Linked DNA regions of Homo sapiens: region 1 is linked to region 2. Evidence: chromatin loops called from intact Hi-C (ENCODE). Cell type or tissue: mammary epithelial cell. All regions are shown on one strand. Links, peaks and the distances in the headings refer to the core of each region. The heading gives the core; the rest is flanking DNA.

The links. Peaks named below come from ENCODE experiments on the same cell type or tissue, not always from the same donor. Only the 100,000 strongest peaks of a DNase experiment are listed, where the experiment ranks them.
Region 1: it touches region 2 in a loop (2.3-fold over the local background); 1 of 110 quality-filtered maps calls a loop at or near these places.

What each region holds. Positions count from the first base shown.
Region 1 is chr7:121,632,393-121,636,639 of GRCh38, reverse strand. No RefSeq gene overlaps it. Among named protein-coding and RNA genes, the nearest start is that of FAM3C, 240 kb to the right of the region's middle. In mammary epithelial cell, for the core only: no CTCF peak of the experiment used is centred there; no DNase peak of the experiment used is centred there.
Region 2 is chr7:121,959,626-121,964,207 of GRCh38, reverse strand. The region is part of intron 2 of PTPRZ1 (protein tyrosine phosphatase receptor type Z1); the gene reads right to left. Among named protein-coding and RNA genes, the nearest start is that of PTPRZ1, 89 kb to the right of the region's middle. In mammary epithelial cell, for the core only: a CTCF peak has its summit at 2,834; a DNase peak (open chromatin) is centred at 2,967; H3K27ac peaks cover 2,263 bases.

The DNA.
Region 1 (4,247 bases), core at 1-4,000, 330 kb after region 2:
CCTGCTTTATGTCATTTGTTTTTGGAGCCACTTCTGCAGTATTGGGCTTGCACTTACAAAGCTATCTCCAATCTTAGGGCCATATCTCACCTTTCATACTTTTTAAAATTCTTTAATAATAAAAAATGTAACACTTTTATTTTATATTTCTCTCTCCCACAGAGGCCAGACATAAAACACTCAAACTACTTGACTAGAGGTGTGAAGATTTCTTGAGAAAATCTATACTGGTTAGCAATCATAGTAACAAATTAGAATTGAATGTGCTAACTTATCTGGTTTAAGGAATATTTTCTGAAAGATTTTCCTCAGTTCCTTATTTTTCTCCCCACACATTTGAATTCACATCTTTCTGGACAAGGTCATTTCAGAACAACTTCTCAGGAAAATGTCATTTCTCCTCTCCCTTAAAATCTACTCAATTTCCTGACCCTGCCTTGAATAGATTAACTCCGTAGTGAGGCTAGAGAAGTAGGTAGGAGCCTGGCCACACATGACCTTACGAGCTATGTTAACAATTTGGGGGCCAAGTGTGGTGGCTTATGCCTGTAATCCCAGCACTTTGGGAGGCCGGGGAGGTGGATCACCTGAGGTCAGGAGTTTGAGACCAACCTGGCTAACATGGCAAAACGCCGTCTCTACTAAACATACAAAAAATTAGCAGGGTGTGGTGGCGGGTGCCTGTAGTCCCAGTTACTTGGGAGGCTGAGGCAGGAAAATCATTTGAACTCGGGAGACAGAGGTTGCAGTGAGCCAAGATCTTGCCACTGCACTCCAGCCTGGATGACAGAGCGAGACTCTGTTTAAAAAAAAAAAAAAAATTAATTTCAGTATTTAATTTAAGAATAAGGTAGACCCTGAATTCTAAACAAGTGAGTGATGTGATCAGATTTGTGCTACAGGTAACTTGGCTTGCTTCTCAAAGAATGGATTGAAGGCTGACAGACTAAAGGCAGGAAGAACTTTGAAGGGGCTTTGGTAGTGACCCATCTGAAAGACTGTGTTCTCTGAATACGGATAGTAGTAAGCAGGGCTGAGGCTATGTGAAGGGATTTAAGAGATATTTAGAAGATAAGCTTAGATGGGTTTGGTGAGAGAACAGAGTAGAATCAAGGAACTTGACCAGGTTTTTGGTCCAGCCTTTACTTTAGAAGAGAACTTGGGAGGGAAAGAGTCCATGACTAGAGCAGTGATGGAGGATGACTTTGTTCTTGTGTTACATTTCAGGTGACAGTGGAGCAACCATATGTGGTTGATTGGACATATCAGAAATTAAGCCTAAGGTGGAAGCTCTATGGACCCTAGGATTTAGGGAAAGCCAAGCCTGCAAGTCTGGTGGGACAGCCTTACAGGGATCTGTGATGCTTTCTGGAAAGTCAATCTAGGCTAAAAAGAGATACACAACTTCAGTTAAAGAACTCATCCAAAAAGTGGGGATGAATTTTTGAGCACCACATGGCTTATGCATCAGATTATCCTCTGGTAATCCCCTAGAAACACACCTAGTGTTTTTGGGTAAAAGGCTCTTAAAAAACTGGAATGACTAAAAACTTAATGTGCATTCCCTCCACAATTTCAGTGGACACTCCATGTAGAAGGCATTAGCAGCAGCAGGTTTCCTGGGACATGAATAACATTCTTTGTGATGAAAAAGCATCAGCCACAGTAAGATGTGCGTTTAGGATCTTCTCCAGTAGATTGCAGTGCCTTGGAAAATTGATGGTGTCTTTAATGGGCATTGGTGGTACAGTGCCTATTTTGATGATGATCACATAAAGGGTCTTAAAAACACATCTCAATAATGCCAATTTGTACAAATATCAAAAAGGGTCTTACTGGGGAAAACCTTACAAACAGCAAACTAGTAGAGCATACTTGATCCCCTGAGCCATTGAGGTCCCATATTGAGCTGTACTTAGGACAGGCATAATTGAAAGGAAACATCATGAAAAAGGCTCCTTGAGAGACCTACCCCAGTAATGCACTACTTAATTATAGGAGCAGGACATGTCTAGACCAGCACATTTCAACAGAAGCTTTCTGATGCAAAAATAGGCTTGTTAGAAAAAGTCTTTGGAGGTTAGTAGCTGTTATTATCAGCCTGTTTATCAGTTAAGCTAACTCTGACCTGCTGAGCCAGCTCTTTGTTAAGCTGTTAGAAAAGGAGAGAAAATGAGCCTCTAGGGTCTTACAGTCTGTCTCTCCTTAATGTTTGTCTATAAAAGATGTACTTGCCACTAAAAATCTTAGCTTAAAGGGAAGAAAGTAGTTGGTGCCACGTATAGACTAGGTCTAAAAGGACAGAAACTATCCCTTATGAGAGTAAAAACTTTAAAAGTTTCCATGAAATAAAGGTGTTGATGTACTGGTAATGCTTCAGAAACTCCTAGAATCATCTGGAAAAAAAAATTGAGGTACATAGGTGATGCAAAAACAAAAACAAGAAACAAACAAACAAACAAAGTAGGCAGAAGATGAGCCAGAGAAATACTCTTTTGTGACTCAGATATGTACAGCCTGAGGAAAATTGATTATCTTAAAACATACATAGATCATAGGTGGAGATACTTAGTTGATCCAACAAAATGGATTTAATATACATATTATATATAAATATATATAAAATAGTTAATTATTATATGTTCCCTCTGCCAATATGTCAGCAAATTTAAATCTGACACTGTTTTACTTAAAGTAGGTGATATCCTGATCATCAAAAGGTGTATTTTAGTTTTAATAGAGAAAATTCAGATACCATGGAAACATTTTTACTGACCTAGTTTTGTTTCTGCATTGTGCCACAGGGAGGAGTAAATATGGAAAACAGAAATCAGGAGGAAAAGGGAGTAATTTGTCTGTTTCTTTCTGTTTTTTGTTTGTTTGTTTGTTTTTTTAACACCACCTCGAGCTCTATATCATTATTTTCTACTTTCCTTAAAGAGTTAAATTATCTCTAAAGATTAGTAACTTACATCCTTTTACTTATAATAGATAGAAACAAGCCCTCAAATTATATATATGTATGAGTGTGTGTATACATTTTTCTTAAATCTTAAATCCTGTACTAACACTGTAACAGACACGAACAAGGGAACCCCCATACCATTTTTCTTCCTCCTCTTGTTCACGAATCACTCCCACTCCCATAGTCATGTCTGAGCAGACACAAGCTACCCAGCTAGACTACATTTCCTTGGCCTCACTTGAGTTTATCTGTGGCATTGTAACCAAATTCTCAAGGGAACGTGAGCAGCAGAAGTATGTACATTTCCATGGTGCTTAATGGATCTCCACTTCCTTTCCTTTCTTTCCCTCTTATTCACTGGTGTATGAGGACAACTGGAGTTGCCACCTTTTAGAGATGGAAGCCACATGTTGAGGATGACAAAGGTGAACATTCCATCTGTCCCTGGGTAGCTTCATGGAACAAAAAGGTTATATAAAAATGAACCAAACGTCTATTCTATTTAAGCGCCTCCATTTTAGGTCTCTATTATAGCAGCTTAGTTTGTACTTTAACTACAAGTATCGAACTATAGAAAATTGTCAACCTACTATAGCACTGTATTAGGAGAGGTAACAGTTCTGAAGTCTTTAGCATGCCTTTTTCATCTAATTTATTCTACTCCAATATCTTTTTAACGTCCACTTTGCCTTGCAAAATTTCAGTAGCTTCTGGGATACCTAGGGTTTTTTGTTAACAGTTAAAACTGGCTGATGTATTTTTAGCTCACTAGGTATTAATATGTATTTTTCATTTTTTTCCTAGTACAGTATTTCTCAGGCCAATTTATAGAAATGAGCCCTGAGGATGCCAGATATTACTGCATTCAATTTATACCTGCTAGAGAACAGAATGATTACACTGAATTAAATCTCCATCATTCTCGCTGGTATCCAAAGATACCCATTCTGACAAGGCTGTGCTAGCTATCATCAAAAGCAATATCTCAGGAAACAGACTTGTAGTGCTATAGGCTAGTCTTGTAAAAAGAAACTTATGCAGCTTTGCAATGAAACAGTCTAAGGCTCTAAGGAATATAATATAACAATCTCTCTGTGCAAAGGCATGATTAATTAGTGTGCTGTAATTCACTATTCCCTTTTTTTCCCCACTAAGATAGTTTCCCCTAGCACATGGTAAGGAAAGTCTTATGTTTCCTGCTGCTTTAGAGAATATTTGCCATCTTAACACTTTCAAGAGTTATAAATCATACTCTTTTACATTGGAATAACCCATCAAGAAG
Region 2 (4,582 bases), core at 351-4,350:
CAGTGTTCAATAAACATTTGTTGAATAACTGAATCAAACCAACAAGAAGTGGTGGCCTTTTGTTTTATGAGTTTGAGCTCGTAAGGATCAAATATAACATGGCATGAAAATGAAAAAATAACCAAAAAAATTTGATCAATAAGAGAAGCATTTCTTTACTCAGCTGTAGGTCTCATTTGATTGTTACATGATAATTTAGTTGAGTAGTCCCTACTAAACTTTTATGGCTAGGTATCAGAGATACCTGAAGTCTGAACTACACGAGGTTAGGACAACATATAGCGCAATGACACCAGGTAACTAGATTATGTTTAAAGTGCATGGAATGATTACACTGAGTGTGGACCAAATTTAAATCACCTACTAGATCATAGTGAGGCAGGATAGGCAGTCAAGGAAGTGACCATGTTCTTGGGATGGGGCAACCATGGTGATCATACAGTCAGCACAATAAACCTCAGTATTTGCATTGTAATTGAGCTCATTCAAGCAAAGCTATCTTCAATAGGGCCTTTCCCTTCTAGAGAGCATGCATATTTTGATTTTACCTGTCCCCAAACTGACCCTATGCTCATTATAATAGTAAAAACCACACCCCTGGGTGGAGTTTTAAGATGCTAATGAAACATGCAACATATGAACAAGCATGTACAGTTACTGCACATGTGCACCAGAAGACCACCCAGAACATGCTTACTAGTAACACCTCTTCCCACCTCCTTATGAATCATCTTTTAAAACTCCCAAAAAGGGAGTCTTATGCTTATTCATTATTTCAACATCCAAGCACTGAAGAAAAAACGAATGACACATAGTAGGTGTCTGATATGGTTTGGCTGTGTCCCCACCTAAAACTCCCTAAAAGGGTGTCTCCCTAGTGCCAGTTTTTGCTGTCTCACCCTTACAAGCAGCCTGTCCTGACTTCTTTCTCTCTCAGGGTATACTGTTTATTCTGCACCTAACTTTCAAAATATCTTTATCCATTGTAATAAATTACTCTATGCTACACCTCCTTTGCTGTGTAGCTCTTGTTTAAACTATTTTAAACCAAGAAGAACTGAGGTATCACTTCAGCTGTCAACAATAGTACTTAGTACCTTGTGGGCTCAACATGCTTTCTTAATTTTCATGATTAAAAAGCAAAATAAAAGAGGCCAAAATAAAACTTAAAAAATGATTTTTTTTTTAGTGGAAAAACCAACAAACAGAAAAATAAACAGAAGTTGAAAAAATAAGAACTTGAGATTCTTCATGCAAAGCACTCTAAAAGAAAGACTGTTTCAAATCACCACGAGTAGAAAAACAAAGGAAATAAACTAGTGAAGTGTTAATATTGTGCACAGGAGCTGGGTGTGGTGACTCACACCTGTAATCCCAGCACTTTGGGAGGCCGAGGTGGGCGGATCACGAGGTCAGGAGTTCGAGACCAGCCTGGCCAATATGGTGAAACCCCATCTCTACTAAAAAATACAAAAATTAGCTGGGTATGGTGATGCGTGCCTGTAATCCCAGCTACTCAGGAGGCTGAGACAGAAGAATTGCTTGAACCTGAGAGGTGGAGGTTGCAGTGAGCCAAGATTGCACCACTGCACTCCAGCCTGGGCAACAGAGCAAGACTGTCTCAAAAAAAAAATTGTGCACAGGAATAAAACAAAGACAAAAGAACCATTAAATACATTTTATCTGCTTTAATAATGAAACATTAGACTAATCTTATTCTAAAACATTATTATTATTATTATTATTATTATTATTATTTTGAGACAGAGCATCTCTCTATTGCCCAGGCTGGAGTGCAGTGGTGCAATCTCTGCTCACTCTAACCTCTGCCTCCTGGGTTCAAGTGATTCTCCTGTCTCAGCCTCCTGAGTAGCTGGGATTACAGGCAAGTGCCACCACGCCCAGCTAACTTTTTGTATTTTTAGTAGAAACAGGGTTTCACCATGTTGGCCAGGCTGGTCTTGAACTCCTGACCTTGTGATCCTCCCGCCTCAGCCTCCCAAATGCTGGGATTACAGGTGTGAACCACTGTGCCTGGCCTTAAACATTACTTTTTTGAATTCCCAAATTAATATGTTTAATGTGGCAACTGGAGACATCAGTTCATATAGTGGTTAAAGGCCAGGATGATGCATCTGAGAAAGCAGGTATACAGAATTCACTATATTGTAGCCACCTGAGTGTTATTAGGAACTATTGTGAAGGAAGAAATTAGGACACTGCCTGTAGTTGCAGCAGATTATCAGGCTGATTAACACATAAAGAGGACAGCAGAATACTAAATAGGAGCTCCAGAGAATTAACCTAAGTTATTCATTTACATATTTATCCATGCTTTCATCCACTCATTGACTTACCTGAATTAGTAACACTCCTATAAATTTCCCATGCTTACCTCCACTGAAGCACTTAACATACTGTATTTTGTCTGTTAACTTGCCTATTTCATCTACATGCCATTGCCAAACTCTGAGTCTGGCATATGTTAGAAATTAAATGCTTGTGAAATAGACTTTGTGCATCAAATGAATGTCTTCAATATTTGCATACGTATGCATCCTCTATTCCAAGCGGAATGGAAAGCAATTCTAGGCTCCGCAGGGGATACGCATGAGTTCAAGTTTGTTAGCTTGCCTGTGTGTTTATTATTACATTCCAGAAGGGTGGGGGTCTGTTAAATAAATAGACAAATGCTAAAAAGGAGTAGATGCAATGAAGGAAAGTAAACATGGATAACAAGACACACTAATGCAGGCCTTGAAGGATGGACAGAATTATGACAGGCAGAGGAGAAACCAAGCACATATCTTGCTGAATGATGAGCCTGAGCAAACTCATGGTGGCAGAAAAGTTCAGGCAATGCTGACAGCAGTGAGCAGGCCAGCTTAGTCCAATGAGCAGAGTGAATGCAGGGGTATTCTACAGAGGGAGACAGAAAGGCAGATTATGATCCATGTGCCTGGGGAGACCAGTGAGAGGCAGGGAGGCTTTGGAAGAGGAAGGAGCTCATAGATGTCTCATCAGAGAAACTAAGCAGGCAGGAATGCAGGATAGGCAGGAAGGGAGAGGCTGCGTAATGACCATTTTCATAGACATCTCCTATTTGTCTTAATTTGATTTTTACAGCATCACTGTACTTATTTAAACTACAATATGTCTGTCTCTTATTTATGTTTCTTTAATGGAAGAAAATGTTTCAGTACCTTTCTTAGAGCCTGGCACTTAAGAATTAAATCAACGTTTGCTGAACGACAAAAAAAAAAAATGCTTCAGTGAGATAACCGTAGTTAGCACCCTTTAATGTTCATGTGCTATACATATTTGACCAATTAGTGTTCCAGATAGAAACATACCTTAAAAAACATTGTGTGTGAGGAAACGTTACTCCACCAGCCATTAACACAAGAATATGAACTAAGAAAAACTAAAGTCTAACAGGGGAAATGTGTCAGAAAAAAATACCAATGCAGGTTTTTGAATATTTGAAGGAAAAAATGATTAAATTATGCAGATGAAATAAAAGTCAAAGAAAAAAATTAATGTTTCCCTCTTATTTTCTCTCATTTTTGCATTGTTCTTGTTGAGTCTTACCTTCAAATATCAGATTAATGGAAAAATAATTATAATTGTTTGTAAGTTATTCAGCAGAGATCCACTGAAAATTAATAGATATATAATAAAAATCTCAATGTTGATTTCTTTTAAAGATTCCTATAAATTGCTATTTAATCAGATTTTAATAACAGTATACATAGAACTGATTCTTTAAAGATCAAGATATTGTTAAGAAAAAATATATATTACTTTCATTCTTAATGAATTTCTTGTGTAGTCCAGGTTTTGAGGTAAGAAAATGTTTGTGTCTCAGCTAGGCGTGGGTGGCTCACACCTGTAATCCCAGCACTTTGGGAGGCCAAGATGGGCAGATCACCTGAGGTCAGGAGTTTGAGACGAGCCTGGCCAACATAGTGAAACCCCATCTGTACTAAAAATACAAAAAAATTAGCCAGGCGTGTTGGCGCACGCCCGTAATTACAGCTAATCGGGAGGCTGAGGCAGGAGAATCCCTGGAACCTGGGAGGCGGAGGTTGCAGTGAGCCGAGAGCATGCCACTGTACCCCAGCCTGGGTGACAGAGCAAGACACCGCCTCAAAAAGAATGTGTCTCCACATATTCACATATAAAAATATTCTGAAAAGGCAAAATAAGTGTAATATTGAAGTGAAGACTACAGTAATCTTCATAGCATCTAGCACCAGTTGCCTTGAATAAACTCTACTTAGTGCTCCATACACTGTAAGTCATAGCTTTATAAATTACCTTGGGCTTGCTTTCTACATGCTAACAAACATACCCAAACACCAAAATTAAAAAGTCATTTAAACAGTATAAAGCTATCAGTGGTGAGTGACTTGGATTCAAATTTTAGTTTAATAAAATACAAAAATGAAGTAATTCAGTATTTTTTCAATGATAAGTAGCATAAAATTTAGAATTCCAGCAAAATGGAAAGATGATATACTTAAGAAGACACTTTTTAGATGCAAGAGTTAGCTGTTTGAAAAAAGGGGCTTCCTCAAAG